2 separate regions of the Homo sapiens genome follow, and region 1 is linked to region 2. A link is an interaction called in ENCODE POLR2A ChIA-PET data of the cell type or tissue named here. Cell type or tissue: GM12878. All regions are shown on one strand. Links, peaks and the distances in the headings refer to the core of each region. The heading gives the core; the rest is flanking DNA.

What was found. Peaks named below come from ENCODE experiments on the same cell type or tissue, not always from the same donor. Only the 100,000 strongest peaks of a DNase experiment are listed, where the experiment ranks them.
Region 1: POLR2A ChIA-PET joins it to region 2 with 7 read pairs; 2 of 35 experiments call an interaction of 5 or more read pairs at or near these places.

The regions. Positions count from the first base shown.
Region 1 is chr19:10,872,668-10,889,260 of GRCh38, reverse strand. The region is part of intron 1 of CARM1 (coactivator associated arginine methyltransferase 1); the gene reads right to left. Among named protein-coding and RNA genes, the nearest start is that of CARM1, 9.4 kb to the right of the region's middle. RefSeq lists enhancers at 9,431-10,273, 12,081-12,310, 12,491-12,640, 13,960-14,460, 14,461-14,961 and 6 more. In GM12878, for the core only: no CTCF peak of the experiment used is centred there; a DNase peak (open chromatin) is centred at 12,330; H3K4me3 peaks cover 4,200 bases; H3K27ac peaks cover 4,608 bases.
Region 2 is chr19:11,561,514-11,577,220 of GRCh38, reverse strand. ACP5 (acid phosphatase 5, tartrate resistant) reads left to right here. Exons shown (of 5, transcript NM_001611.5): 2 at 1-164; 3 at 378-505; 4 at 633-978; 5 at 1,969-2,561. The coding sequence ends at 2,211. LOC124904638 (a long non-coding RNA gene) reads right to left here and starts at 1,972. Exons shown (of 2, transcript XR_007067140.1): 1 at 1,868-1,972. RefSeq lists enhancers at 1-90, 8,799-8,888 and a silencer at 9,299-9,348. In GM12878, for the core only: no CTCF peak of the experiment used is centred there; a DNase peak (open chromatin) is centred at 8,840; H3K4me3 peaks cover 578 bases; H3K27ac peaks cover 2,438 bases.

The DNA of each region.
Region 1 (16,593 bases), core at 10,083-15,082, 690 kb after region 2:
CAGCCACCTACGGAACAGAGGTGTCTGTGGGTGTCCTGTTGGCATCTCAGGTAGGCCAAGGCCTCCATGGTGCCCCCAAGCACTACTTGGGGCAGCTGCCCTTTCCCCCTGCCCCAGACTGCCAGGTCAGATCTCAGGAGACAGAGCACTCAATGCGTGCCCCATCTAGGTGGGCTCTGGAGAAAGCCCCCTGAACTGAGGACACCCAAACCTCATAAATCACTGTGAAGCTTCTTCAGTCAGAGGCCTGGGGGGCACTCAGTAGGGGGCTCCCTCTAAGGTCTGGTCCCTAAGCTCCACCTTCAAGGGTCGACAGCTTCCCCTGTAGTCCTGACCTGTGGGTGACAGTCTGCTCAGTTGTGGGGTGTGCGAAGGGCAACCCCAAGAATAGAAGGCCAAGACAAAGAGCTTGGCTTTTCTGAAAAAGAGACGGGGCACCCCCTTCACTGGGAGCTATTACATGCAAATGTCTCCTGCATCCATGCTAATCAGCTGCCACCGCCTGGGGCTTTGTGCACTACAAAAGAGACAGCAGATGTGAGCTGGGGTTCCACAGCCCCAGAAAGCGCGGGAGCTTAGTGGATAATTATGAAAAGCATGGGGTTGTGGAGGGTAGGGGGTGGGGGCGCGGTGCAAAGCCACAAAACCGGCCTGCACCAGCCCCCTCGCTCCACATGCTGTCTGCTGGGCCAGCTCGCCCAGTCTTTCTTCTCCCGCGGGCCAAGACTTTGAAGCTGTGATTTATGGAGCCCCAGGAAGCACTCTTAGGTGTTGGCTGTGCAGGGCCTCGGTTAGTGCTCAAACCACCCTCCAGGTCGACCTTAGTCCTATTTTTAAGAGGGGAAACCAAGCAACAGAGCGATGACAGTCTCCAGGTGGCTCAGCTGGGGACCCAGAAGCTGGTCCAAAGACAGCCAAATTCCATCCCAGCCTCCAGAGAGCCAGCTGGGAGGTACTGGGGGCCACGCTCAGGGGACCCCAGGTTCTACCTGTGCTCTGGGCCTGGGCAATGCCAGGCCAGGCTAGTTGACCCCTGAGCCTCACCACTACAAGGAGGCAATCAAGCCTGCTTCCTGGTGCTAAAGAGGGTCTGTCACATTGTGACACATGGCAGGAGCTGGGCTGCAGCTCTCTATGGGGACTAGGCCAGCAGGAGGCCCTTTGCAGAGGAGACACCCACAGTGGCCTGGAAGGTCGGGCTGAATGAGGCGTGTCATGGAGCGGCAAGAAGACCCCAGGCTGCTGAGGGGGATCATCTCCCAGAGCGACTGGGACCCTCCACACCCTGGCTCTCATTGCCAAGGACAGAGAGCTCAGTGCAGCAAGCTGGGCTGGGGCCTGCCTTCAGGCTGGCAAAAGGGCCTCACCCAGAGGAGGGGAGTACAGGGGGGCGCTCCAGAGAGGCTGGAGCGGAGGCAGCCTCCAATGGAGGAAATCGAAGTTGGGTCAGGGAGAAGCTGCCCTGGGGCTGAGGCCCACTTGAAGTCCCTGCCTAGTGCACCTCTTGAAAGAGTCTGAGTCAGAGCATGCTGGCACATGCCTGTAATCCCAGTGCTTTGGGAGGCCAAGGCAGAGAGATGGCTTGGGACCACGAGTTTGAGACCAGCCTGGGTGACAAAGCAAGACCCTGCTTCTACAAAAAGTAAAACATTTAAAAAAAAATAAAGAATAAGGAAAGGTTTTGACCATCAGCCAGAGACACAGGATGTCCTGGGCCACAAAGCTGCAGGAAGGCCCTCTGCCAGGTCCCAGGGCGCTCCAGGAGCCCTTCTGGCCCCACCAAGGCTCAGAGAACAGTATGTTTGGGTTAGGAAGGCCGCCTTCCGCCCCAGGACCTGCAGGCTGCTTCGCCAGATGTGATTCCAGATGTGGCACAGGCGAAGGGGGCAGACACTACTGATGCCACAAAGAAATCAGGCACACGGCAGGAACCAGGGGAGACGGGACCCTGGCTTTGGCGAGCTCTGGAAGAGGTCGCTATGGCCAACACGGTGACACAGGACAAGGACCAGGAGCAGCAGGGGTAAGCCTTGGGCAGGCACTTCCTCCATGGCCTTGCACTGCCCTGTGGAGGAGTCAGAGAGTGGGAAAAGTGGCAGGAGGGGCTGCAGGGCTGATGGCCAAGTGAACGGATCAGGGCCAAACCTGGGTTCACATCCCAACTCTGCCACCAAAGTTTTAGTGCCTCAGTTTCCTCTTATACAAATTAGGGAGTGAGCTGGGCATGGTGGTGCCCCCCTGCAGTCCCAGCTCCTCAGGACACCGAGGCAGGAGGCCCAGCTCCTCGGGACACCGAGGCAGGAGGCCCAGCTCCTCAGAATGCTGAGGCAGGAGGCCCAGCTACTTGAGAGGCTGAGGCAAGAGGATCATTTGAAGCCAGGAGTTTGAGACCAGCGTGGGCAAAATATTGAGACCCCATTTTTTTTTTTTGAGATGGAATCTCATTCTATCATCCAGGCTGGAGTGCAGTGGAGCGACCTCGGCTTGCTGCAACTCCTGCTGCCCAGGTTCAAGTGATTCTCCTGCCTCAGCCTCCAGAGTAACTGAGATTACAGGTGCCTGCCACTGCACCCGGCTAAATTTTTTTTGTATTTTTTAGTAGGGATGGGGTTTCACCATCTTGGCCAGGCTGGTCTTGAACTCCTGACCTTGTGATCCACCTGCCTCAGCCTCCCAAAGTGCTGGGATTACAGGCGTGAGCCACCGCACCCAGCCCCCATCTCTAAAAAAGAAAAAAAAAGATAAAAGATAAAAATGAGGGAGGGGGCGGGGCATGGTGACTCACGCCTGTAATCCCAGCACTTTGGGTGGTCGAGGTGGGAGGACTGCATGAGCCCAGGAGTTGGAGAGCATCCTAGGCAACATGGTTGAGACCCCGTCTCTACAAGAAATACAAAAATTAGGCCGGGCACGGTGGCTCACGCCTGTAATCCCAGCTACAGGCTGGGAGGCTGAGGCGGGTGGATCACCTGAGGTCAGGAGTTCGAAACCAGCCTGACCAACATGGAGAAAACCCGTCTCTACTAAAAATACACAATTAGCCGGGCGTGGTGGCGCATGCCCGTAATCCCAGCTACTGGGGAGGCTGAGGCAGGACAATCACTTGAACCCAGGAGGTGGAGGTTGTGGTGAGCTGAGATCACACCATCGCACTCCAGCCTGGGCAACAAGAGTGAAACTCCATTTCAAAAAAAAAAAAAAAAAGAAAGAAAGAAAGAAAAAAATTAGCCAGGTGTGGGGCCACCTGCCGTCCCAGCTACTCGGGAGGCTGAGGCAGGAGCATGAACTGAACCTGGGAGGTTGAGGTTGCAATGAGCTGTGTTCACACCGCTGCACTCCCTGTCTCAAAAAAAAAAAAAAAAAAAAAAAAAATGAGGGAGTGAGCTGTGGCTGCTGTGGCTCCCTGTGGGGGGCTGTCCTGATAGCGAGACTTGGAGTGTGTGAGCGGGAGTAAGAGCCAGGCATCCCATCATCCTGCATCTAGGGGCTCCAGGGCTCAAAGGCAGAGCCAGGCTCCTGCAGAGGGTCCCTCAAGGGCACAGGATGGAAATCTGGAAGCTCCAGCCTATCTTCGCCTTCCCGTCCTGTTCAAGGAAGAATGCAGCAAATTCTCTGGAATGTCCCTCCCTCAGTCTGCAAGAGGCACCCCAGTCTTTGATTATTTATTCACATGCCCCCTGCCCGGGATGGTTAACAAGAGCATCCCTCTTTCACGAGAGCACTGATTGGCCAGGGGCCTTTCTGCAGTCCTCGCCAGGAGTAGCACCCATGCCCACACCGCTGGGCAGGTTTTCTATACATAAAACCACTACGCTTGCACATGTGTAACACATCCGGCAAAAATGAACCCCAGCTCCGAGAACACAATTAGCGGGAGAAAGACCTGCCAACGACATAAAGGAAAACAGCTCAGACCCACGCCTGCCAAGGCTAATGAATCGCTTTAAAGAGACAGACAAAAAGGAAGAATAAAAGGGGGTTCTCCTGGCAGGGGTGGGGGGGCACAGAGCCCCCCAAACCCAGTCTGGACCTGTTTACAAGAATGCCCCGCCTGGCAGCAGGGGACAAATGATGAGAGGAACAGACAGGGAAAGAGGGGCTGTCCCACTGAACAAACCTACCCAGAGGGGAACAAGTTCCATGTCTGGCTTTGGGTGGTGGTGACATGGGTGTCCATAATTGTCAAAAGCATCAAACAGAACTAAGGCCTGGGCATGTGTGTGTACTGACTAAACAACAATTAAAATAAATAAGCGGCCAGGCATGATGGCTCACGTCTGTAATCCCAGCACTTTGGGAGGCCAAGGCTGGTGGATCACCTGAGGTCAGGAGTTTGAGACCAACCTGGCCAACATGGGTGAAACCCCGTCTCTACTAAAAATCCAAAAATTAGGCAGGCGTGGTGGCACGTGTCTATGATCCCAGCTACTCGGGAGGCTGAGGGAGGAGAATCGCTTGAACCCGGGAGGCGGAGGTTGCAGTGAGCTGAGATCACGCTACTGCACTCCAGCCTGGGGGACAGAGCAAGACTCAGTCTCAAAAAAAAATAATAAAATAAAGAAGCGATGCAGAGAATCAACACCAGAGGAGACACAGGAGGGGCCTAGAATCTCCAGACCCAACTCCTTCAGCCCTGGGTTAGGCCTGGTCTCCATTTCCTTCATGTAACTGCTTTTTGGGGAACAAAGGCAAGCACAGGGGGAGGGGGGGCAACTGGGGACTCCAGATTCTTCAACCAAAAGTCAGAGCTGTGTAGTGTCAAAGTGGCAGGTTGGGCTGGGCACAGTGACTCAGGCCTGTAATCCTAGATCTTTGGGAGGCCAAGGAGGGGAGGACTGCTTATGTCCAGGAGTTTGAGACCGGCCTGGACAACATACTAGAGAGCCCATCTCTATGTCTTTTTGTTTTTTTTTTTTTTTGAGACGGAGTTTTGCTCTTGTTGACCAGGCTGGAGTGCAGTTGTGTGATCTGTGGTCACCACAACCTCCATCTCCTGGGTTCAAGAGATTCTCCTGCCTCAGCCTCCAGAGTAACTGGGATTACAGGCATGCGCCACCATGCCTGGATAATTTTTGTGTTTTTAGTAGAGAAGGGGTCTCCACATTGGTCAGGCTGGTCTCGAACTCCTGACCTCAAGTGATCCGCCCACCTCGGCCTCCCAAAGTGCTGGGATTACAGGTGTGAGCCACTGCACCTGGCCCGTAATTAAAAAAACAAAAAACAAAAAACGAAAAAAAAAAAAAAAAACAGAGTCTCGCTCTGTCACCCAGGCCGGAGTGCAGTGGCATGATCTTGGCTCACTGCAACCTCCGCCTCCTGGGTTCAAGTGATTCTCCTGCCTCAGCCTCCCAAGTAGCTGGGATTACAGGCGCACACCACCGCGCCCAGCTAATTTTTGTATTTTTAGTAGAGATGGGGTTTCACCATGTTGGCCAGGCTGGTCTTGAACTCCTGACCTCAAGTGATTCACCTGCCTCAGCCTCCCAAAGTGCTGGGATTACAGGCGTGAGCCACCACTCCCAGCCAATTTTTTTAAAAAATTAGCCAGCCGTGGTGGCGCATACCTGTAGTCCCAGCTACTCAGGAGGCTAAGGCAGGAGGATTGCTTGAGCCCAGGATTTCAAGGCTAACAGTGAGCTATGATCGCACCACTGCACGCCGGCCTGAGGAACACAGCAAGACCCTGTCTCTTAAGCCAAACAAAGAAGTGGCAGGGCCGGCACCGTGGACTTTCTGGGCAGATCTGGAGGCTGCTGAGGGTCCGCCCTGCGCGATCCTTGAGACTGAAACGTGAAGCTCCCCAAGCAGTTCCCCAGAGTGAGATCAGGAAGCAGATCCAGAGGGTGCCGGAGAAGGCCCCTGGGACAGATAAACTACACCGGGGAAAGGGACTCCTCCTCAATCACTGGGGACGAGGGGGTCTTGGGCAGGATTCCCAGGGCTACTCTGTGTCCTACCTACCCCCACACCTGGACAACTTGGGATACATCTTCTCTTCCAGGCCACATAGCAGGCTCAGGAGACCAAGGATTCACCTATGTTGGGTGTGGGCCAATCCTCGAAAGCCCCCTCCATTTAATGGGAGGAAACTGGAGGGAGAACCACGGTTCCCTGGACAAGGTCCCAAGGTGAGGCTCCCATGTGTGCTAATCAGGACCGCCTGCAGCCTCTAACCCAGAGAGTGCTGGGAGGCCAGGGATAGCATTCCAGCCAGGAAAGGCAGAGAGTAGCAGGGCTGACCACAGACACCCTGCAGGCCCCTGGGTCCCCCTCCTTTGCAGCTCACCTCTCTCTGGCCAGGCCAGCCTCTCCCCTACCTCTCCTTAGCTGCCATTCTCTTCAAGGTGCTCCCTAGACCACTTCCCCAGCAGAGGAGATGGGGTTCTCTGTCTGCCTTCTCTCTGCTCCCCAAGACTGAGGTCGGGCACGGTGGCTCATGTCTGCAATCCCAGCACTTTGGGAGACCAAGGCGGGCAGATCCACTTGAGGTTAGGAGTTCGAGGCCAGCCTGGCTAACATGGTGAAACCCCGTCTCTACTAAAAACACAAAAATTAGCCGGGCATGGTGTCACATGCCTATAGTCCCAGAGACTCAGGAGGCTGAGGCACAAGAATCACTTGAACCTGGGAGGCGGAGGTTGCAATGAGCAGAAATCGCTCCACTGTATTCCAGCCTGGGCGACAGAGTGAGACCCTGTCTCAAAAAAAAAAAAAAAAAAAAAAAAAGACAGAGTGCACTGGAGATTGGGGGGCTGTGTCCGACTTGGGCAGGGCTCTGTATACAGTCCAGCCACAGATGTCTACTCTGGCCAAGGCCACTTTCCACCAGGGAAGCCACTCACCGAATCCTCCCACCAATAAGGAAGCTGAGATTCGGGGACACTGAGGCATTTGCCCATGATCGCCCCGCCAGGAAAGCACAGCGGGCCACAGCATGGCTGGAGCCCAGCCTCCATCACAGGCGTCCCTTGCCTCCCCATCCCCCCCACTGCATGCCCTTGGCCATGCCAGGCCCACAAGTTCATTCCCAGAGGAGGTCTTCCCTCCTGCAGTGCCAGACGCTATTTTAAGCACTTTACTTCTATCAGCTCGCCACTCACAACAACCCTCTAGGGTAGACGATGTCAAGATCCACAACTGACAGCCAAGGAAACTGAGGCACAAAGTGGTCACCGGGATGCTAAGGAGTGGATCAGGACTTGCCAGCTGGCCCCTGCTAGAGCTCTTACCACAAGCACGACTCTGCCCTCAGCCTCCCTCTAAGCAGAGCCCCTCCCCCAGCATCCTGGAGCCCCTCAGCTTGTTTTAAGTGATTGCTGATTTAGCGCTCCTCAGACAATGTCCCCAGGCCTGCAAATGTGGGACCTTGTGTTTATCTCGGGTGTCACCACATCCCTGGGCTCCTAAAACAGTAACTGGTGCACAGCAGACGCTTGGTGAATTTCTGCTGACCATTTCAAGCTGGCTGGATGGGAGCTACCGCACTATGGAGACGGCGAGTCCACTTTCGCTGCCTGTTTCTGGCTGAATGAATGAAAGAGTGGGTCTCAGTGGGCTGGGAAAGGTCACCGTCCCCCCTGCTCTCTCTGCAGCTCCACTGTCACCTCCCCCAAGACCTGCCATCTGGCTGGCCCCTCCCCCACCCCAGCCCTCCAGGGGACTGCTCTCTGAGGTCACCTGTGACCTCCTGCTCAGAAATCCAGTGACCGCCCCTTGGCTCTCACTCTGACCTCTCACGGCATCTGACCTTGCTGCCCTCTCCTTCCTGCCCTTTCAAAGCTTCTCGCCTGTCCCTGGAGAGATGTCCTGGCCCTGCGCAGAGAGCCCCCAATCCCTTACCAGCCAGGGCAGACTCCACTCCCCAATCAGGTGCTGTCCTCCAGGAACTGGTACCCTTTTTCAGTCACAGATCCTTCTGAGAAGCTGACCGAAATCAGGGGAGGTTCTGCACAGAAAAATGTGCAGAGAATCCACAGCTACACCACGGCCAATTTATGGAGCACTTACTTCGGGCCAGGCACACAGGGCAAAGCTTTTCTTTTCTTTCTTCCTTTTCATATATCACAAGTCATCAAGCAAGAAGCATTTTTTTTTAGAGACAAGGTCTTGCCCTGTTTCCCGGGATGGAGTGCAGTGGTACGATTATGGCTCAATGTAGCCTCAAGCTTCTGGGCTCAAGCAATCCTCCCGCCTCAGCCTCTGGAATAGCTGGGACTAGAGGCATGTGCCACCATGCCGGCTAATTTTTTTAAATTATTTTTTAAGAGATACAGTTTCACTGTGTTTCCCGGGCTGGTTGTAAATTCCTGGACTCAAACCGCCCTGCTGCCTCGGCCTCCCAAAACCTGGGATTACAGGCATGAGCCTCTGTGCCCAACTGGGGTGAAGTATTTTACATGTGTTTCCTCCCCTCCACGAAAACCTCCAGGGAGGTGCCACTGTCACCCCCTTTCAGGGAGGGAAAGTGAAGCTCAGAGGCTCATCCACAGTCACAGCTACCGATTCTTGTCCTTTTACCCCTTTGCAAAACTGTGTCCAATTGTGAGGGGCTCATGGGACCGCCCCCAGGGGCCATCCACAGACCAGATTAAGAACCCGAGCTCTGGAGCCGTGGCTGCCATGACTCACACCTGTAATCCCAGCACTTTGGGGGCCAAGGTAGGAGAATCGCTTGAGCCCAGGAGTTCCACATCCGCCTGAGCAACATAGTGAGACCCTGTCTCTACAAAAAAAAAAAAAAAAAAAAATTAGCCAGGCATGGTGATGTGCGCCTGTGGTCCCAGCCTGTAGAGAGGCTGAGGGAGGGAGAATCCCTTGAGCCTGGGTGTTCAAGGCTGCAATGAGCTATGATCGTGTCACTGCACTCCAGCCTGGGTGACACAGCAAGACCCTGTCTCAAAAAAAGAAGAAAAAAAAATCCTAGCTCTGAGCTGATGGAACTGATGGAAACCCCTCCCAGCCTCAACTCGCCACCTCAAGCAGCCAGGTGTGGCCCAGGTGGGCCCCTCCATCCTGCCCTCGCTTAAGTGGCTGCTTCCCTGGATGTCTTTGCAAACTCACCACCTCCCAGGTTCTCCAGCAGACCTTAGAAGCAGCAGGTTTCCGCAGAAAGGAGACACACCTGCCACAGAGGTCTTCCTGAGCCTCTCCACCTGCTAAATCCAACCTGGTCTGAGGTGTGTGAGGCTTGGCATCTCAAAGTCATTAGCAAGTTCACACCACACTCCAGCTTCTGTTGAAAGGCCTTGCCCACCCATCTCATCCAGACCCCCTACACAGAGGGCCAGTGCTTGGTGACCAGGAGCTGCTCACAGCACTGGACACCTTCCATTAAGATTTCACCTGAGGCTGGGTGCGGTGACTCATGCCGGTAATCCTAGGACTTTGGGAGGCCAAGGCAGATGGATCACTTGAGGTCAGGAGTTCAAGACCAGCCTGGCCAAAAGGGTGAGACCCCCGTATCTACTAAAAATACAAAAATTATCTGGGTGTGGTTGCACGCACTTATAATCCTAGCTACTTGGGAGTCTGATGCAGGAGAATGACTTGAACCTGGGAGGCTAGAGGTTGCAGTGAGATGACATTGAGCCACTGTGCTCCAGCCTGGGTGACAGGGCGAGAATTCATCTCCAAAAAAACCAAAAAAATCCTCGATTCCAACCCAGCCCTGTTTCCACTTTTAGCCCCTCCACTCCTCACAGGGGACCCTGTGCTCCAAGCCAGGTGGCTGTCTCCAGCCCTGGCCCACTGGAGCACCTCTCCATAACCCAGAAACGTCCTTCCCAACATTCTGGCCAGGTCCAGATCCTACCCACTGTGGCCAAGGTGACTCCCTGTATGTTCTCTCTTTGTCCATGGAAACTGGAACCCTAAATTCAGCTGAGCACATGGCCGCTCAGATTGAAAACTACATTTCCCAGCATCCCTTGCAGCTGGCAGTGATCATGTGACTACATTCTAGCCAACAAAATGAAAGCTGAAGCACCTTGCATCAGCTACCGGGAACCTTTCTTAACAAACACCTGGATGTGACCTTTGCACCCTTTCTCCTTTGTCCCTTCCTCTGTCCTGCTGTCTGGAAGCCAGGGTGTAATGGCGGGACTCCAGCAGTCATGCTGAAACCTGAGGACAAGACCTCACCTTAAGAATGGTGGAGGATCAGCCTGGGGCAGTGGCCTGTAATCCCAGCACTTTGGGAGGCCGAGGCGGGTGGATCACCTGAGGTCAGGAGTTTGAGAACAGCCTGGCCAACGTGGCGATACCCCGTCTCTACTAAAAATACAAAAATTAGCCAGCCGTGGTGGCACACGCCTGTAGTCCCAGATACTTGGGAGGCTGAGGCAGGAGAATCGCTTGAACCCGGGAGGCAGAGGATGCAGTGAGCTGAGATCACACCACTGCACTGCAGCCCCTGGGCAACAGAGCGAGACACCATCTCAAAAAAAAAAAAAAAGCCGGGGGGAGGACCTGGATCTGGGAACTTCCAAGAGCCCAGGAGACTTTGGCACCTGACAATCTTCACACTTTAGCATTAGAGCACAAAAAATAAAATGCCATCGTGTTTAATTAAGCCTCTGCTACTTTGGGTCTTTGTGATGAACAGATAAATGTCACTGAACCACTTATATATGCATTTAAGGTGGGCATCCAGTCACCCAGAATGCCAAAGCCATCTCTGCTGCCTGCCAACCACATCACTTTGGCCAGTCAAGTTCTTTCATTTCTGTTTTTCCACCAGTAAATTGGGGTTGGTATCTCTGACCTCACAGAACTCTTTTCAGAGTAAGTGGTAACATACAGTAAGCGCCACAATTGGCACAAGGGGCTCACACAATTCAGAAGTATGCTCTATTCGGCCTGAGGATTTTTTGGTTTCTCTTTTGGCTGGGGCCAAACTCCCCACAGACCCCAACTCCTGCCTGCCTCATTCATTTATCCCAGGGGTCTACAAGCTTCCCCTGCCTCGGGCCAGTGAGTAAATATTTCAGGTTTTGCAGGACACTGTGGTCTCAACTGATTATTGTTGTTTGTGGATTGGGTTTTAGTTTTTTTCCCTAATCAATCTCTCAAAAACTGTAAAAGCCTTTCTTAGCTTTGTCTGTACAAAAATAGGCCACACCGGGCCCAGCGGTTCGTGACTATAATCCCAGCTACTTCTGAGGCTCAGGCAGGAGGAGGATGGTTTGAGGCCAGGGGTTTGGGGCCAGCCTGGGAAACACAGCAAGACTCTGTCTCTAAAAAAATTGCTTAAATTAGCCAAGGGTGGTGACATGTGCTTGTAGTCCCAGCTACTTGGGAGGATGAGGCCAGAGGATCACTTGAGCCCAGGAGTTAGAGGCTGCAGTGAGCTACTAAAATACAAAAAATTAGCTGGGCATGGCGGCATGTGCCTGTAATCCCAGCTACTCGGGAGGCTGAGACAGGAGAATCGCTTGAACCTGGGAGGCAGAGGTTGCAGTGAGCCGAGATTGCGCCACTGCATTCCAGCCTGGGCAACAGAGCGAGATTCCATCTCAAAATAAATAAATAATAAAACACAGGCTGGGTGCGGTGGCTCGCACCTGTAATCCCAGCATTTTGGGAGGCTGAGGCAGGCAGATTATTTGAGGTCAGGAGTTCGAGGCCAGCCTGGCCAAGATGGTGAAACCCTGTCTCTACTAAAAATACAAAAATTAGCCAGGGTGGTGGCACAGGCCTGTAATCCCAGCTACTCAGGAGGGTGAGGCATGAGAATCACTTGAACCTGGGAGGTGGAGGTTACAGTGAGCCAAGACCATGCCATTGCACTCCAGCCTGGGCAACACAGTGAGACTCTGTCTCACTAATAAAATACAAACACAGATAAAAATAGGCCACAGGCTCAATGTGGCCCATAGGCCTAATTTATATCACTGCCCTTTCCCTAGCTGCCCCCAAGGTCAAGCATTTTGAGTCAACACAAGTTTATGCACAGTCTGGTACGGGATAAATGCTCAATAAATGACGGTATCCATTAGCCACACGCAGGCACCGCTGAAACACAAATGCCTTTCTGGGGTTACTAACTTTCCCTGTTGTCACTCCAGCTTGACACCGAGATGTCCTAAAGATGGGGCACATAACAAGCTCTTCTATACCCCTGCCCCAGCTGTCAGGGGGATCCCAGGAGTGTAACCAAAGGAAGTCACAAGGGCCCCTGGTTCGGTGACAGCAGGCCATTCTTCACCTTCTTTGGACAAAGGGTTTTTCTCTGAACTTTCCACCCCATGGCATGCCCCTCACAAACTGAAGTTTAGCCCCTGACGGAGCCCATGCTGCTGTGTAAGCTTCTGAGCCAAGGGGATGGGAGAGTCTAAAGCACTGGCCACACTGACTCGTGCTGACCAAGAAAGAAAAGTGACACAGTCATTTCCAGAAAGAGCGCCACAGGGCTGGGGAAGTGAGAGTTTGTTCTGTTCTCTTTCCCGGCACCCCTCCCTGAGAAACTGCCTCCTTTCCAAGGGAGGGCAGCCTATGCCCAGGAACTCCAGAGGCCATGCCAAAGCTTCCTCAAGCCCAGGAAGCCCACGCCAAAGGGCCTCCCCCTCTGCACAGGGAAAATGGCCTGGTGTTGGTAGTTGCCATTTGGCCAATCTCATGGACGTAGGCCAGGGTGACTTCAGATGGCAAGAAGTAACTGTTCACTACAGAGTGACAGAGACAGGCCCTTCTGCAGCTGTCATCCTTCCCCTGGAGGGTGCAGACGTCAAGGAACAGGGCTGGAAGTCCTCCCCACGTGCCTCTCCTGGGCCTCCTATGTTAGGTACAGATCATGGCCCAGGACTCCCTCCCATGGCCGGTGAGCCAAGACAGCGGGGCAGCCCTGGAGCATAGGGGGCTCCTCCTAGAAAAGCTAGCTCATTCCCATGCCACACCAACGAACACTGCTGTCAGTAACATGGACATAAATATTTATTGGCCGGGCGCAGTGGCTCACGTCTGTAATCCTAGCACTTTGGGAGGCCAAGGCAGGAGGACTGCTTGAGCCCAGGAGTTCAAGACCAGCCTGGGCAAAATAGTGAGACCGCATCGCTAGAAGAAACTTAAAAATTAGCCATATGTGAGGCTGGTGGCGGTGGCTCACACCTGTAATCCCAGCACTTTAGGAGGCCAAGGTGGGCGGATCACCTGAGGTCAGGAGTTCGAGACCAGCCTGACCAACACGGAGAAACCCCATCTCTACTAAAAATACAAAAAAAATTAACCGGGCATGGTGGCACATGCCTCTAATCCCTGTAATCCCAGGACTTTGGGAGGCCAAAGCAGGCGAATCGCTCGAACCCGGGAGGCAGAGGTTGCAGTGAGCCGAGATCACGCCATTGCACTCCAGCCTGGGCAAAATTCCATCTCAAAAAAAAAAAAAAGACAGACATCCAAGTTGTAACCCCTGGAATCTGTGAAGGTGACCTTATTAGGAAATAGGGTCTTTGCAGATAAGGATCTTGAGATGAGATCATCCTAGATATAAAGTGGGCCCTAAATCCAATGCCCAGTGTCCTTATAAGAAAAGAACAGCTGGGGCCGGGCACGGTGGCTCAAGCCTGTAATCCCAGCACTTTGGGAGGCCAAGGTGGGCAGATCACGAGGTCAGGAGATGGAGACCATCCTGGCTAACACGGTGAAACCCCGTCTCTACTAAAAATACAAAGAATTAGCCGGGCGTGGTGGCGGGCGCCTGTAGTCCCAGCTACCCGGGAGGCTGAGGCAGGAGAATGGCCTGAACCCAGGAGGCAGAGCTTGCAGTAAGCGGAGATCGCGCAATTGCACTTCAGCCTGGGTGACAGAGCCAGACTCCGTCTCAAAAAAAAAAAGAAAAGAAAAGAACAGCTGAGGTGGGAGGATCACTTGAGCCTAGGAGTTCGAGACCAGCCTATAACACGGCGAGACTCCATCTCACTTTAAAAAAAAAAGGAAAAAAGAGGACACAAGACACAGGAGTGAAGACAGACGCAGGGACTTGGGTTTCGCTGCTGCAAATCAAGCAACAGCTGGATCCACTGCAATCTGGAAGATGCAAGGATTTTCCTGTAGAACCTCTCCAGGGATTGTGGCCCTGCCAGTACCATGATTTCAGACTTCTGACCATGAACTGAGAGAGAATCCATTCCTGTTGTCTTAAACCAAAAATCTGTCATAATTTGTTATTGCAGCCATGGGAAATTAATACACCCAGCACTGATCACCTCCAACTCCAGAACCCATGCTTTTTTTTTTTTTTTCAGACAGGGTCTTGCTCTGTCACCCAGGCTGACATGCAGTGGTGCAATCTCAGCTCACTGTAACCTCTGCTTCCCTGGTTCAAGCGATCCTCCCACCTCATCCTCCGGAGTAGCTGGGACTACAGTCGCAGGTACCACCACACCTGGCTAATTTTTGCATTTTTAGCAGAGACGAGATTTTGCCATGTTGGCCAAGCTGGTCTCAACCTCCTGACCTCAAGTGATTCGCCTGCCTCAACCTCTCAAAGTGCTGGGATTACAGGTGTGAGCCACCACGCCTGGCCAAGAACCCATGTTTTTTATCTCCATATCAATGTTACTTAAGGATAAAGAGGGCGGTGCGGTGGCTCATGCCTGTAATTCCAGGACTGTGGGAGGCCAAGGAGGGAGGATCACTTGAGCCCAGGAGTTTGAGACCAGCCTGGCCAACACAGTGAAAACCCTTTCTCTACAAAAAATATGAAAGATTAGCTGGGTGTGGCACATGCCTGTGGTCCCAGCTACTAGGGAGGCTGAGGTATGAGGATCACTTTAGCCATGGAAGGCTGCAGTGAGCTGAGACTGAGACTGTACCACTGCACTCCAGTCTGAGCAACAGAGTGAGGCCCTGTCTGAAAAAATAAAAAATAAAAATAAAAAAAATAAAAAAGAAAGAAAAAAAACAAAAAAGTGTAAAAAAAAATTATTTCAGAACCCTAAGGATATATCATCTGGGAATCTGGGACTGAGGCTCTCTGAGGAATGTGGACTTTCTCCTTTTTATGAATGTTTCCGGTCAGGTGGGGTGGCTCACACCTGTAATCCCAGCATTCTGGGAGGCAGGAAGATCACTTGAGCTCAGAAGTTGGAGACCAGCCTGGGCAACACAGTGACATAGTGAAACCTTGTCTCTAATAATAAAAAATGTTTCAGTTACCAATTACCTCTCAAAGAGAAGTGCTGTCTTAATAACAAGTAATACTTTCAAGAGTATCAACAAAACAAAAACAAAAACACAAATACAAACACAAAATGTTACTCCAGGAATAAGATGGTAGGAACATCTCACTATGTTGCCAATACATCTATAAGACTAAAATTGTTCTGGCCGGGCGGGGTGGCTCATGCCTGTAATCCCAGCACTTTGGGAGGCCAAGGCGGGTGGATCACGAGGTCAGGAGATCAAGACCATCCTGGCTAACATGGTGAAACCCCGTCTCTACTAAAAACACAAAAAATTAGCCGGGCATGGCGGCAGGCGCCTGTAGTCCCAGCTACTCGGGAGGCTGAGGCAGGAGAATGGCGTGAACCCAGGTGGCAGAGCTTGCAGTGAGCCGAGATTGAGCCACTGCACTTCAGCCTGGGGGACCGAGCAAGACTCTGTCTCAAAAAAAAAAAAAAAAAAAAAAAAAAAAAAAAACTAAACTAAAATTGTTCTAAAAAAAATTTTTTTTTTGAGATGGAGTCTCACTCTGTCTCCCCGGCTGGAGTGCAATGGCACGATCTCAGCTCATTGCAACCTCTGCCTCCCAGGTTCAAGTGATTCTCCTGCCTCTGCCTCCCGAGTAGCTGGGACAGGCACATGTCACCACACCCCGCTGTTTTGTATTTTTAGTAGAGACGGGGTTTCACCATGTTGGCCAGGCTGGTCTCGAACTCCTGACCTCAAGTGATCCTCCCAAAGTGCTTAGCCTCCCAAAGTGCTGAGCTACCCCGCCTGGTCCTAAAAAAATTTTTTAAAGGTTTACTTAAAAATGATAGCCAACTCTCCTGGAACTCCTTTGAGGATAAGCCCTGGGACCCTAGTTTTGGAAACGCTGCCCCGCTTTGTTCTGTTCAGGACAAAGTTGGCTACCAATGCTTGCCCAGTGAATAGGTTTTGCTTATGATCTGGGGTTCTGTTGAGCTGAGTGTCTGCCTTGAACTCTGAAACCCCCGCTGAAATACCCTCCTTCCCCTCTCATCTGGTCCAAGAAGACCCAGGCTCTGCACCAGCAAAAAGAGACGGCACCCTCGGACAGCAGACACAACTCCTTTAGTCCACGTTTTCAAAGTCGAGGTGCAGGGAAAACCCAGTGTGAACGGACTGCTCCTCGGGCTTTCCTTTAATCGGGCCGTTTCCAAAGTGGCAAAAAATTCACACAGGACCCAAGCTAGCTAGAGGCCTCCTGAGGGGTTCCCCAGGGCATCAGTGCAAGAAGCCCTGAAAGACAAAGCCAAATGACACAGAGTAGCAAAATGTGAACAAGGAATCAAAGAGAAGAGATAAGAAGGAGTAACAAGAAGAAGAATGAACTACAAAGACTGGGAGCGGGGGTGGGGGGTGCTGGCAAACGCATTTGTGATTTTCTTTTCCCCCCAGTGAAATGTCAGTTTT
Region 2 (15,707 bases), core at 6,441-11,440:
ACTGGGGAGGGGTCCCCAATGCCCCATTCCACACGGCCCGGGAAATGGCCAATGCCAAGGAGATCGCTCGGACTGTGCAGATCCTGGGTGCAGACTTCATCCTGTCTCTAGGGGACAATTTTTACTTCACTGGTGTGCAAGACATCAATGACAAGAGGTTCCAGGTCTGTGCCCAACAGAGTGGGGCAGGAGGTGGGGGCGGGCAGTGGGGAGAAGCCGCCTTACCTAGTGACCTTCCTTTGGTGAGGGCAGAGGGAAGGTGATGGGGCACCTTTGGGCGCCGGGAGCATTCAGTGTCTCCCTTATCCTGACTTGGTGGGAGGATCGGCATAGCCACTGACCCCAGGGAAGAGGCCTGCCCTATCTGTTTGCTACAGGAGACCTTTGAGGACGTATTCTCTGACCGCTCCCTTCGCAAAGTGCCCTGGTACGTGCTAGCCGGAAACCATGACCACCTTGGCAATGTCTCTGCCCAGATTGCATACTCTAAGATCTCCAAGCGCTGGTGAGCCACCCTCAGCCCTGCCTTCCGAGATCCTCACATAGCAGGGACACAGGGGCCCTGTGGCTTGAGCTGACCCTGGGACTTCTGCGCCCAAGATGTGCACCCACGACCTCTATCCCCTCCACAGGAACTTCCCCAGCCCTTTCTACCGCCTGCACTTCAAGATCCCACAGACCAATGTGTCTGTGGCCATTTTTATGCTGGACACAGTGACACTATGTGGCAACTCAGATGACTTCCTCAGCCAGCAGCCTGAGAGGCCCCGAGACGTGAAGCTGGCCCGCACACAGCTGTCCTGGCTCAAGAAACAGCTGGCGGCGGCCAGGGAGGACTACGTGCTGGTGGCTGGCCACTACCCCGTGTGGTCCATAGCCGAGCACGGGCCTACCCACTGCCTGGTCAAGCAGCTACGGCCACTGCTGGCCACATACGGGGTCACTGCCTACCTGTGCGGCCACGATCACAATCTGCAGGTGAGGGCCCTGTGGGTGGGGTGGGAGCTGGGTGAGGGGGGTCCCCATCCCAGCTGATGTCCACATGGCTGGGGTCCTCCTGCTGTTTGAGGGTCTCCTGTGGCCTTCAGAATGTCTAGACTGTCCCTCAAATCTTGCTGTCTAACCAGGAAAACACTCCAAAGCCAGAATAATATCTTCGAATTGCCAATTTCTTTCTTTCTTTCTTTTTTAAGCTCTTTTTTTTTTTTTTTTTTGGAGACAAGGTTTCATTGTTTTTCACCCAGGCTGGAGTGCAGTGGTGCAATCGGGGCTTACTGCAGCTTCAATCTCCCGGGCTCAGGTGAACCTCCCACTTCAGCCTCCAGAGTAGCTGACACTACAGGCATGGGCCACCACATGCAGCTAATTTTTGCTTTTTTTTTTTTTTTTGAGAGGGAGTGCAGTGGCACGATCTCAACTCACTGCAACCTCCGCCTCCTGGGTTCAAGCAATTCTCCTGTCTCAGCCTCCCAAGTAGCTGGGATTACAAGCATGGGCCACCAAACCTTGCTAATTTTTATATTTTAGTAGAGACGGGGTTTCACCATGTTGGCCAGGCTGATCTCGAACTTCTGACCTCAAGTGATCTGCCCGCCTCGGCCTCCCAAAGTGCTGGGATTATAGGCATGAGCCACTGCACCTGGCCCTTGCGCATTTTTTTTGTAGAGGCAAGGTCTCACTATGTTGCCCAGGCTGGTCTCAAATTCCTGGGCTCAAGCAATCCACCCCCTCAGCCTCCCAAAGTGCTGGGATTACAGGCATGAGCCACCACACCTGGCCACCAATTTCTTACTAAGTGCTCTACCTATGAAATAGGATTAATACACTCCTAAAAGTCAGGAAATTGAAGCCAGGAGGGGTTACATACCTCAAGGTGACTCTGTGGTTAGGGCCAGATCGAGCCCTGGACCTTAGGCAGGGCTCTGCTCAAAGCTGGGTCTCCACTGACCCCTTGTCCTCCATCCTCAGTACCTGCAAGATGAGAATGGCGTGGGCTACGTGCTGAGTGGGGCTGGGAATTTCATGGACCCCTCAAAGCGGCACCAGCGCAAGGTCCCCAACGGCTATCTGCGCTTCCACTATGGGACTGAAGACTCACTGGGTGGCTTTGCCTATGTGGAGATCAGCTCCAAAGAGATGACTGTCACTTACATCGAGGCCTCGGGCAAGTCCCTCTTTAAGACCAGGCTGCCGAGGCGAGCCAGGCCCTGAACTCCCATGACTGCCCAGCTCTGAGGCCCGATCTCCACTGTTGGGTGGGTGGGCCCTGCCGGGACCCTGCTCACAGGCAGGCTTTTCCTCCAACCTGTGGCGCTGCAGCAGGGCAGGAAGGGGAAACACAGCTGATGAACTGTGGTGCCACATGACCCTTGTGGCACAGATGCCCACGTATGTGAAACACACATGGACATGTGTCCCAGCCACAGTGTTATGCTCTGTGGCTGGCTCACCTTTGCTGAGTTCCGGGGTGCAATGGGGGAGGGAGGGAGGGAAAGCTTCCTCCTAAATCAAGCATCTTTCTGTTACTGATGTTCAATAAAAGAATAGTTGCCAAGGCTGAACCAGTGCCACTGGTGTGTTATGTTCTCCTGGTTAGAGTGGCTGGGCTCCCCTGAGCTGCTGTTCCTTGCCTCCATCTCTTACCCCATCCATGACCAAGTTGCCTTATCCATGGATGTGATTATAAAACCCGGCCAGGCACGGTGGCTCACACCTGTAATCCCAGCACTTTGGGAGGCCGAGGTGGGCGGATCACGAGGTCAGGAGATCGAGACCATCCTGACTAACATGGTGAAACCCCGTCTCTACTAAAACTACAAAAAAATTAGCCAGGCGTGGCGGCGGGTGCCTGTAGTCCCAGCTACTTGGGAGGCTGAGGCAGGAGAATAGTGTGAACCCAGGAGGCGGAGCTTGCAGTGAGCCAAGATAGCGCCACTGCACTCCTGCCTGGGTGAAAGAGCGAGACTCCATCTCAAAAAAATAAAAAATAAAAAAAAAATAAAATCCAAGCAGAGGCCAGGCTCAGTGGTTCACATCTGTAATCCCAGCACTTTGGGAGGCCAAAGCGGGTGGATTATTTGAGGTCAGGAGTTCAAGATCAGCCTGGCCAGCATAGTGAAACCCCATGTCCACTAAAAATACAAAAAGTTAGTCAGGCTTGCTGGCGAGTGCCTGTAATCCCAGCTACTTGGGAGTCTGAGGCAGGAGAATCACTTGCATCTGGGAGGTGGAGGCTGCAGTGAGTCAAGATTGCGCCACTGCACTCCAGCCTGGGCAACAAGAGTTAAACTCTGCCTGAAAAAAAAAAATTGGCCAGTTGTGGTGGCAGGAGCCTATGGTCCTAGCTACTCAGGAGGCTGAGGCAGGAGAATTGCTTGAACCCAGGAGGCGGAGGTTGCAATGAGCTGAGATTGTGCCACTGTACTCCAGCCTGGGTGACAGAGCAAGAATCTGTCTCAAAAAAAATAAGTAAATAAAATAGGCCAGGCACGATGGCTCACACCTGTAATGCCAGCACTTTGCAAGGCCTAGGTGGTCGGATCACTTGAGGTCAGAAGTTCAAGACCAGCCTGGCCATCATGGTGAAACCCCATCTCTACTAAAAATACAAAACTTATCTAGGCGTGGTGACACATGACTGTAATCCCAGCTACTTGGGAGGCTGAGGCGAGAGAATCACTTGAGCCTAGGGGGTTTGCGGGTAAAGGGGGTGGAGAGGTGAGGGCGGAGATTGCAGTGAGCTGAGATTGTGCCACTGCACTCCAGCCTGGGTGATAGAGCAAGACTCTGTCTCAAAAAAAAAATTAATTCAATAAAATCCAAGCAGAAAGAAGGGTACAACATAAAGCAAGTCTTCCTCCACCCCAGGGGCAACTAATATTAATCATTTTCTTTCTCTATATAGTCTATGCCTCCATAATCAAAACATTCCCTTTATTATTTTCTTTTTTTTTTCTTTTTTTTTTTTTTTGAGATGGAGTCTCACTCTGTCACCAGGCTGGAGTGCAGTGGCGTGAGCTCGGCTCGCTGAAACCTCCAACTCCCAGATTCAAGCAATTCTCCTGGCTCAGCCTCCTGAGTAGCTGGGATTATAGGCACGCGCCACCACGCCCAGCTAATTTTTTTTTTTTTTTTTTTTTTTTTTGAGATGGAGTCTTGCTCTGTCGCCCAGGCTGGAGTGCAGCGGCGTGATCTCGGCTCACTGCAAGCTCTGCCTCCCGGGTTCACACCATTCTCCTGCCTCAGCCTCCCAAGTAGCTGGGATTACAGGCGTCTGCCACCACACCCGGCTCGTTTTTTGTATTTTTAAATAGAGATGGGGTTTCATCGTGTTAGCCAGGATGGTCTCAATCTCCTGACCTCGTGATCCGCCTGCCTCAGCCTCCCAAAGTGCTGGGATTACAGGAGTGAGCCACCGCGCCTGGCAATTTTTGTATTTTTAGTAGAGATGGGGTTTCACCATGTTGGCCAGGATGGTCCCAATCTCCTGACCTCATGACCTGCCCGCCTCAGCCTCCCAAAGTGTTGGGATTACAGGCGTGAGCCGCCGTGCCCGGCCTATTATTTCTTTAGGGAGAGGGGTCTTGCTATATTGTCCAGGCTGGAGTGCAGTGGTGCAATCATAGCTCCCTGCAGCCTCAAACTCCTGGGCTCAAGAAATCCTCCCACCCTAGCCTCTCAAGTAGCTAGGACTACAGGCACGCACCACCACTCCTAACTAATTTTTAGATTTTTTTTTTTTGTAGAGATGGGAGTCTTGTTCTGTTGCCCAAACCGGTCTTGTACTCCTGGGCTCAAGCAATCCTCCTGCCTCAGCCTCCGAAAGTGTTGGGATTACAGGCATGAGCTATTGCTTCCAGACTGTTTTTCAGAGACAGAGTTTTGCTATGTTGCCCAGGCTGGTCTTGAGCTCCTGGGCTCAAGTGATCCATCTCAGCCTCCCGAGTAGATGAGATTACAGGGGCATGCCACTGCAAACACATTCCCATTTTTTACACCAAAAGCAACACAATATACACATAGTTCTGCACACATTCCCGTTACTGCACTCCACTTTTTTTTTTTTCTTTTTTGAGATGGAGTCTCACTCTGTCACCCAGGCTGGAGTACATGGGTGTAATGTTGGCTCACTGCAACCTCCATCTCCTGGGTTCAACCGATTAAGCAATTCTCCTGCCTCAGCCTCCCAGGTAGCTGGGATTACAGGCCCCCACCACCATGCCTGGCTAATTTTGTATTTTTAGTAGAGACGGCATTTCACCATGTTGGTCAGGCTGGTCTTGAACTCCTGACCTCAGGTGATTCACCTGCCTTGGCCTCCCAAAGTGCTGGGATTACAGGCATGAGCCACTGTGCCCAGTCCTGAATTGTTTCTTGCATAAGATCCAAGAATGCTCTCTTGGGGTCTGGATCGAGACCCCTTTCCTGTAACACTTCGAACAATTTTGCAATCCTCAATGTCATAACAAATGACCTTGTCTACGCATTACCTATGGGGCAGACATGTTTGCAGGATTCCCAGGAACAAGGAAAAAGATCGCACTTCTTTTTGACAGCCACGAAGCTTCTGCCTTATGTCACTGGCTCCTTGCTAGTGCCCCTTGCAGGATTTTATTGGTTTTGGGGGTTGTTTTGAGAGACAGAATCTTGCTCTGTCACTCAGACTAGAGTGCAATGGCAGGATCATAGCTCACTGCAGCCTCAAATTCACAGGGTCAGGTGATCCTCCTGCCTCAACCTCCCAAAGTGCTGGGATTGCAGGCGTGAGCCAAAGTGCCAAAGTGCTCAGCCTCATTGAGGTTTTTTTTTTGAGATGGAGTCTCACTCCATCAGCCAGGCTGGAGTGCAGTGGCACGATCTTGGCTCACTGCAACCTCCGCCTCCCGGGTTCAAGCAATTCTCTGCCTCAGCCTCCCAAGTAGCTGGGACTACAAGCACACGCCACCATGCCCAGCTAATTTTTGTATTTCTAGTAGAGATGGGGTTTCGCCATCTTTGCCAAGCTGGTCTTGAACTCCTGACCTCATGATCCACCCACCTCGGCCTCTCAAAGTGCTGGGATTACAGGCGTGAGCCACCGCACCCAGCCGTGGTCTTTTTAAATCTTTCCTTCTAGGCCAGGCATGGTGGCTCACACCTGTAATCCCAACACTTTCAGAGGCCGAGGCAGGTGGATCACCTGAGGTCAGGAGTTTGAGACCAGCCTGACCAATATAGTGAAACCCCGTCTCTACTAAAAATACAAAAATTAGCTGGGCATGGTGGCGTGTGCTTGTAGTCCCAGCTACTTGGGAGGCTGAGGCAGAGAATTGCTTGAACCCGGGAGGCGGAGGTTGCAGTGAGCCGATATGACGCCACTGCACTCCAGACTGAGCAACAGAGCGAGACTCTTTCTCAAAATACATAAATAAATAAATAATTGTTTCCCTCTTACCAACAAGGCTGCAGTGGTGGTCCCTGGACCAATGCTGTGAAAGTAATGTGTAAGAAAACTTCTAGAAGGAGAATTATCTCAGGGCTGGGCACAGTGGCTCACACCTGTAATCCCAGCACTTTGAGAGGCTGAGGCAGGCAGATCACTTGAGGTCAGGAGTTGGAGACCAGCCTGGCCAACATGGTGAAACCCCATCCCTACTAAAAATACAAAAAATTAGCTGGGTATGGTGGCACGTGCCTGTAATCCCAGCTACTGAGGCTGATGCAGGAGAATCGCTTGAACCCAGGAGGCAGAGGTTGCAGTGAGCCGAGATCACACCACTGCAATCCAGCCTGGGAAACAGAATGAGACTCCGTTTCAGGGGAAAAAAAAAAAAAAAAAAATCTCAGGGCCTGTTTTTCTTATACTGAAAGCAGAGTGCTAGACCTGATGTGACAGTTGCAGGGGAGCCCAGTTCCCCTCTGAGGGAGAGTTAAGTAACACCCACCCCCAGGCAACCCAGGCCATTAGCGCTAGGCAAGGCACAGGAACCCCTCCTTTGGCCCACCCTCAACCGCCACTTGCAACTGCTACACGGCAGGGACCCAGTTGTTTGGCTCCAGCTGCCTGCCTAGCGGAGTGAAATGAATCTGGACAAAATGTAAACAGGGCTGAGTGCAGTGGCTCATGCCTGTAATCCCAGCACTTTGGTAGGTAGGGGCAGGCAGATCACTTGAGGACAGGAGTTCAAGACCAGCCTGGCCAATATGGCAAAAACCCACCTCTACTAAAAAATACAAAAGAATGAGTCAGGCCTGGTGATGCATGCCTATAATCCCAGCTATTTGGGAGGCTGAGGCATGAGAATCGTTCTTGTCTGGGAAGTGGAGGCTGCAGTGAGCTGTGATCACGCCACTGCACTCCAGTTTGGGAGACTATCTCAAAAAAAAAAAAAAGTAACTGAGGTTACTTCTGGGGAGAGGCACTTGGTGAAATTGTCACCTTTCATTTGTTATTTTACTTATTTTTTTTTTTTTGAGAAGAAGTTTCCCTCTTGCTGTCCAGGCTGGAGTGCAGTGACGTGATCTCAGCTCACAGCAACCTCTGCCTCCCAGATTCAAGCGATTCTCCTGCCTCAGCCTCCTGAGTAGCTGGGATTACAGGCATGCGCCACCACGCCTGGTTAATTTTGTATTTTTTAGTAGAGACAGGGTTTCTCCATGTTGGTCAGGCTGATCTTGAATTCCCGACCTCAGGTGATCCACCCGCCTAGGCCTCCCAAAGTGCTGAGATTACAGGCATGAGCTACTGCTCCGGCTTATTTGTTACTTTGCGCGCGCGCGTGTGTGTGTGTGTGTGTGTGTGTGTGTGTGTGTGTATCTTGGTATAATTTGCTACTTTATAGATGTCAATACTGTTGAATTTGTTACAAGGTGTATGTGTTACTGTTACAATTTTTTGGTTTTTTTTGAAACAGTGTCTCACTCTGTTGCCCAGGCTGGAGTGCAATGGTGTAATCATAGCTCACTGCAGTTTCCACCTCCTGAGCTCAAGGGATCCTCCTGCCTCTGCCTCCTGAGTGGCTGGGACCACAGCTTCACCCCACCACTCTTGGTTAATTTTGTGTGTGTGTGTTTTGTAGAGATGGGGTCTTGCTATGTTGCCTAGGCTGGTCTCAAACTCCTGACCTCAAGTGATTCTTCCTCCTTAGCCTCCCAAAATGCAGGATTACAGGTGTGAGCCATCATGTCTGGCCAACTGTTATAATTAAGCAGTGATCTTTCCAAAATGCAATCCTGGCCAGGGGTGGTGGCTCACACCTGTAATCCCAACACTTTGGGAGGCTGAGGCGGGCAGATCACTTGAGATCAGGAGTTCGAGACCAGCCTGATCAACATGGCAAAACGCTGTCTCCATTAAAAATACAAAAATTAGCTGGCATTGTGGCGGGCGCCTGTAATTCCAGCTACTCAGGAGGCTGAGACAGGAGAATCACTTGAACCCAGGAGGTGGAGGTTGCAGTGGGCCGAGGTCGTACCACTGCACTCCAGCCTGGGCAACAGAGCAAGACTCTGTCTCAAGCAAACAAACAAATCCCCAAAATGTAATCCTGAGTTTGTTCCAGCTGCCATTTACCGTCACTTCTGATCCTGGCCCATGAGGCAGGGGCCAGAATCATCCTTGCTTCTCAGAGGCTATTACAGAAGCTCAGACGTGTTTTTGTGGGTTTTTATTTTTTAATTTTTTTTGGTACAATATTTATCTTAGATTGGACGGCTTAACCACTGTGACCAAGGTAATTTCTAGGAAGTGGCAGTCCCTCAATCTTAACCACAACAGTCTAGGGAGGTCACAGCCGCGCTCTTCTCACTGACTCAGAGGCACCAGACAGGCAGGAGTCTGAATCAGAGGTCACCATCATAGCCCAAGGACCCCGTTCTCATGGCCCAGAGCACAGAAAGAAGAAGTGACACATCCAATGTCACACGAAGACTGAGTGGCAGGGGAGGGGGGATTGTAACTCAGGCTCCCTCCTCTACATCAGCCAGACACTTCTACCGAGCACCAAGGACCAAAGCTCTGTGCCAGGCAGCTGGGGACCCAAGGACACTAGGAGGAATAAATCAGGGTGGGCGCTGGCCCTCAGGGAGCTTCTGTCTTGCTGAGGAGACAACACCAGCCAGCACTCAGCCATCTTAATTAATTATTTTATTTTTTTCTTTACTTTTCTGTTTTTTAGACAGGGTCTCACTCTGTTGCCCAGGCTGTCAGGCTGGAGTACAGTAGTGTGATCACAGCTCACTGCAACTTCCGTCTCCGGGGCTCAAGCAATCCTCCCTCCCACCTAAGCCTCCTGAACAGCTGGGACTACAAGCACACACCACCACACCTGGCTAATTTTTTTTTTTTTTTTTTTTTTTTTTTTTTTTGAGACGGAGTCTCGCTCTGTCACCCAGGCTGGAGTACAGTGGCGCAGCCTCGGCTCACTGCAAGCTCCGCCTCCCGGGTTCACGCCATTCTCCTGCCTCAGCCTCTCCGAGTAGCTGGGACTACAGGCGCCCGCCACCACGCCCGGCTAATTTTTTTTTTTTTTTTTTTTTTAGTAGAGACGGGGTTTCACCGTGAGACAGAGTCTTGCTCTGTCGCCAGGCTGGAGTGTAGTGGCCTGATCTTGGCTCACTGCAACCTCCACCTCCCAGGTTCAATTGATTCTCCTGCCTCAGCCTCCCGAGTAGCTGGGACTACAGGTAAGTGCGCCACCATGCCCAGCTAATTTTGTATTTTTAGTAGAGACGGGGTTTCACCATGTTGACCAGGATGGTCTCGATCTCCTGACCTCGTGATCCACCCACCTCGGCCTCTCAAAGTGCTGGGGTTACAGGCGTGAGCCACTGCACCCAGCCAATTTTTGTATTTTTTGTAGAGAGGGGGTTTCACCACTTTGTCCAGGCTGGTCTTGAACTCCTGGGCTCAAGCAATCTGTCCATCTCGGCTTCCTGAAGTGCTGGGATTATAGCCATGAACCACCGCACCCGGCCTAATTTATTTATTTTAAGAAATGGTGTTCGGGCATGGTACATCACGCCTGTAATCCCAGCACTTTGGGAGGCCAAGGCGGGCAGATCACCTGAAGTCAGGAGTTTGAGACTAGCCTGGTCAACATGGTGAAATCCCTCCTCTACCAAAAAATACAAAAATTAGCCAGACACGGTGGTGTGCACCTATAACCCTAGATACTTGGGAGGCTAAGGTGGGAGAACTGCTTGAACCCGGGAGGTGGAGGTTGCAGTGAGTCGAGATCACACCACTGCACTCCAGCCTGGGCAATGGACTGAGACTCTGTCTCCAAAAAAAAAAAAAAAAATGCCGGGCGCGGTGGCTCATGCCTGTAATCCCAGCGGTTTGGGAGGCCGAGGAGGGCAGATCACGAGGTCAGGAGATCGAGACCATCCTGGCTAACACGGTGAAACCATCTCTACTAAAAACACACGCACAAAAAAATTAGCCGGGCGTGGTGGCGGGCGCCTGTGGTCCCAGCTACTCGGGAGGCTGAGAGGCAGGAGAATGGTGTGAACCTGGGAGGTGGAGCTCGCAGTGAGCCAAGATCGCGCCACGGCACTCCAGCCTGGGCGACAGAGCAAGACTCCATCTCAAAAAAAAAAAAAAAAAAAGAGAGATGGAGTCTCCCTAGGTTGCCCAAACTGGTCTTGAACTCCTGTCCTCAAGTGATCCTCTCACTTTGGCCTCCCAAAATGCTGGGATTACAGGCATAGCCACCACACCAGGTTCAGCCATTTTTGGAAAGATGCCTTTTAACCTGCAAGAAACGAGACAGCAGAGTCCCTCAGGCAAGTGGCAGGGTTTCATCTCTTCTCGATCCTCCTGAGCAACCAACCACTCCTGATTTCAGCTGTCACAGACACTATCATCTTGCCACTCTGCTTGTCAAACTAGAGGCTGAAAAAGGGACTGGCATTCTCATGCAGCCAGTAGGCTGTCTGTCACTTGACACTCAGGCCATGTCCACTTCCTAAACAGCATCCCAGGCCAAGAATCATGAATAAGAAGGTGAGATACCTGCCTTACCAATAGCAAAACATACAGTCATCAAAATAGTAACACACTGGCTCAGGGTCAGGTGTGGTGGCTCACACCTGTAATCCCAGCACTTTGGGAGGCTGAGGCAGGTGGATCACCTGAGGTCAGGAGTTCAAGACCAGCCTGGCCAACATAGCGAAACCCTGTCTCTACTAAAAATACAAAAATTAGCCAGGTGTGATGGTGGGCACCTGTAATCCCAGCTACTCGGGAGGCTGCTGAGGCAAGAGAATCACTTGAACCCTGGAGGCAGAGGTTGTAGTGAGCCGAGATTGCGCCACTGCACTCCAGCTTGGGTGACAGAGCAAGACACCGTCTCAAAAAAAAAAAAAAAAGGACATTGACATTGACTCAGGGTAAGGTGTGGTGGCTCATACTTGCAATCCCAGCACTTTGGAAGGCTAAGATGTGAGGATCACTTAAGGCCAGGAATTCAAGACCAGCCTGGGCAACATAGCAAGGCCCCAACTTAAAAAAAAAATACATAAATTAACCAGGCATGGAGGTGTACGCCTGTAGTTCCAGCTATTTAGGAGGCTGAGGTGGGAAGATCCCTCGAGCCCAGGTGCTGGAGGCTACAGTGAGCAATGATCACACCACGGCATTCCAGCCTGAGCCTGGATGATGGAGTGAGATCCTATCTCTAAAATAAAAAAAAATAAAAAAAAACCAAAACAAAACATTGGCTCGGGAAAATATCAAGAGAGAAAGTAGAAACAAATACAAAAACAATATAGCATTGACTCAGGAAAATACTGAGGGAATCCAAGAACAAATTCAGGAAGATTTATTTAAGAACATAATATAGGTTCAAGGTCGCATTGCAACTTCATGGAAAAGGAGGTGTTATTTGCCTTGTCAGTTTGCACTAGAATGAGACAAAACCTGAACCCTACCTTAGACCACATACAAAAATAAATTCCGAAGGAATCAAATATTTCAGGGAGGCAGGATGTGGTGGCTCATGCCTGTAATCCCAGCACTTTGGGAGGCCATGGTGGGTGGATTGCTTGAGCCTAGGGGTTCAAGACCAGCCTGAGAAACATAGTGAATCCCATCTCTACCAAAAATAAAAAATAAAAATAAAAAAGTAAACAGGCATGGAGGTGCTTATCTGTAGTTCCAGATACTCAGGGGGTTGAGAGGGTGGGGTGGAGAGGGTGGGGCAGGGGCTAAGGTGGGAGGATCACTTGAGCCTGGGAGGTCAAGCCTGCAGTGAGTCATGATCATGCCACTGTACTTCCGCCTGGGCCACAGAGTGAGACCCTGTCTCAAAATCAATCAAGCAAGCAAGCAAGCAAGCAATCACAGGGAAAGATGCAAATGAACATCCACACAAAGACCTGTGGAGGGAAGGCAAGATTTCTCCTCTACCCTCTTAGATCTCTGGCGGGGCCTAAGACTTAAACTGACATTTGATCAATTAATAGGAGAAAAGCATAGAAATATATTTAACATAAGTTCTATGGGACATGGGAGCCCTGAAAAGGAAGACCCAAAGAAGCAGTTACAGTCAAACACTTATTTACTGTATTAGACAAACAGTAGAAAATTATGGATGGACATGGTGGCTCATGCCTGTAATCCCAACACTTTTGGGAGGCCAAGGTGGGCGGATCACCTGAGGTTGGGAGTTTGAGACCAGCCTAATCAACATGGAGAAACCCCACCTCTACTAAAAATACAAAAATTAGCCAGGCATGGTGGCACATACCTGTAATTCCAGCTACTTGGGAGGCTGAGGCAGAAGAATCACTTGAACCTAGGAGGCAAAGGTTGCAGTGAGCTGAGGTCGCACCACTGGACTCTAGCCTGGGCAACAGAGCCAGACTTCTCAAAAAAAAAAAAAAAAAAAGTAGTAAATTATAGATGGGCGTGGTGGCTCATACTAGTAATCCCAACACTTTGGGAGGCCAAGGTGGGAGGATTGCTTGGACCCAGGAGTTCAAGAACAGCCTGGACAACACAGGGAGACCCCATCTCTAAAACAACAGAAAATAAAATTAGCTGGGTGGCACGCACCTGTAGTCCCAGGTACTCAGGAGGCTGACGTGGGAGTTTCGCTTGAGCCCAGGAGTTTGAGGCTGCAATCAGCTATGATTGTGCCACTGTACTCCAGCCTAGGCAGCAGAGTAAGGCCCCGTCTCTAAATAAATATATAAATAAATTTTAAAATTATAAATAAATATTATAAATAAAGTTTTAAAAGGGTAGTAAATTATGAAAATGTGACAAGACAAAGGGGTTTGGGCTAGAGCAGTTAATGGTGGAAAAATAACTAGAAAAATAAGGGTTCATTTAACAAGGTTTGTTTGTACATTTTTTCCTCAGCTTTGACTCCCTGTCTTCTGGTGATAAGAATTGTACGCTCTAGGGCTGGGCGCGGTGGCTCAGGCCTGTAATCCCAGCACTTTGGGAGGCAGAAGCGGGTGGATCACTTGAGCTCAGGAGCTGGACACCAGCCTAGGCAACTTAGTGAAACCCTGTGTCTACCAAAAATACAAAAAAATTAGCTGGGCATGGTGGTGGGCGCCTGTGATCCCAGCTATTTTGGGGACAAGGCGAGAGGATCGCTTAAGACTAGGAGGTGGAGGTTGCAGTGAGGTTGCAGGAAGTGGATATCACACCACTTCGCTCCAGCCTGGGCAACAGGATGAGACCCTGTCTAAAAAGAATTTTACTTTCTTCCTGGGATGGGGAGGGCATCTTCCATATGGGGGTTTATCTCGTTTTCCAGAGAAAAGAGGGAGGTCAGAGTGCTTTTCCTGCACCTACTGTTTTTCAAGTGCACTTAGCTGAAACAATCCATATGCCAAAGTGGCATATTTTGGAGTGGTGTCATCTGCCACCCTCAAAATGAAAGAAATGGTTCATAACAGCTCTAATAATTGTTCAACAACCGGCAACAATGCAAAAAACAGGTCACTAACAGGTGAAAAGATAAACAAAGTGTGGGACATTCATATAACAGAATACAACTGAATAATAATCATGCCTATAATCCAAGCACTTTGAAAGGCCAAGGCAGGTGGATTGCTTGAGTCCAGGAGTTCGAGACCAGCCTGGGCAACATGGCAAAACCTTGTCTTTACAAAAAACACAAAAATTAACTGGGCGTGGTGGTGCACAGGTGTAATCCCCGCTACTCGGGAAGCTGAGGTGGGAGGACTGCTGGAGCCTGGGAAGTTGAGGCTACAGTGAACCATGATGGTGCCACTGCACTCCAGTCTGGGTGACAGAGTGAGACCCCATCTCAAAAGAAAACAAAAAAGAAACAAACTGCTGACATATCCAACAACACGAGTGAGTTCCTTTTTTTCTTTTTTTTTTTTTTTGAGACAGAGTCTGGCTCTGTTGCCCAGGCTGGAGTGCAATAGCGTGATCTCGGCTCACTGCAACCTCCGCCTCCTGGTTTCAAGTGATTCTCCTGGCTTGGCCTCCCAAGTAGCTGGGATTACAGGCGCACACCAACACATCCAGCTAATTTTTGTATTTTTAGTAGAAATGGGGTTTCACCATGTTGGCCAGGCTGGTCTTGAACTTCTGACCTCAAGCAATCCACCCGCCTTGGCCTCCCAAAATGCTGGGAACATGAGTGAGTTTCAAACATCTTATGCTGGGGAAAGAAGCCCAGCTCAAAAGGCTACACGTTGTATGATTCAGCTTATATGACTTTCTGAAAAAGACAAAGTTACAGGAACCAAAAACAAATCAGTTAGGGCCAGGGGCTGGAGTAGGGGACAGAGCACAAAAGGGCAAGAGAAAAATTTCTTTTTTTTCTTATTTTTTTTTTTTTAAGACTGAGTCTTGATCTGTCACCCAGGCTGGAGTGCAGTGGCACAATCTTGGCTCACTGCAGCCTCCGCCTCCCGGGTTCAAGTGATTCTCCAGCCTCAGCCTCGCTAGTAGCTGGGACTTCAGGCGTGTGCCACTATGTCTGGCTAATTTTTGTATTTGTAGTGGAGACTACAAGGGGTCTCACCGTGTTGCCCAGGCTGGTCTCAAACTCCTGTCTTCACGTGATTCGCACACCTCGGCCTCCCAAGGTGCTAGGATTACAGGCATGAGCCATCACACTCGGCTACTGGTAAGAGGAAATTTCTTAGGGTGATGGAAATAATTGTCTTGATTATGGTCATGTTTTAATGATATACCTGTATGTCAAAACATGCAATTTCGGCCAGGCATGGTTTAAATATGAGCAGTTCATGTTCAGTCAATTACATCCAACAAAGCTGGGAAGGAGGGAAGTAAGAGAGGGAAGGGATGAAAGGAGAGAAAAAGAGAAAACTAATGTGGCAATCATGAACAAAATGAAAGATATATACATCCTGTGACTCAATGTCTTTGTTTTTTTTTTTTTTTTGAGATGGAGTTTCACTCTTGTTGCCCAGGCTGGAGTGCAGTGGCGCGATCTCGGCTCACTGCAACCTCTGCCTCCCGGGGTTCAAGTGATTCTCCTGCCTCAGCCTCCTGAGTAGCTGGGATTACAGGTGCCTGCCACCATGCCCAGCTAATTTTTGTATTTTTAGTAGAGACAAGGTTTTACCATGTTGGTCAGGCTAGTCTTGAACTCCTGACCTCAGGTTATCCACCCGTCTTGGCCTCCCAAAGTGCTGGGATGGGCCAGGCGCCGTGGCTCACGCCTGTAATCCCAGCACTTTGGGAGGCCAAGGCAGGCAGATCACGAGGT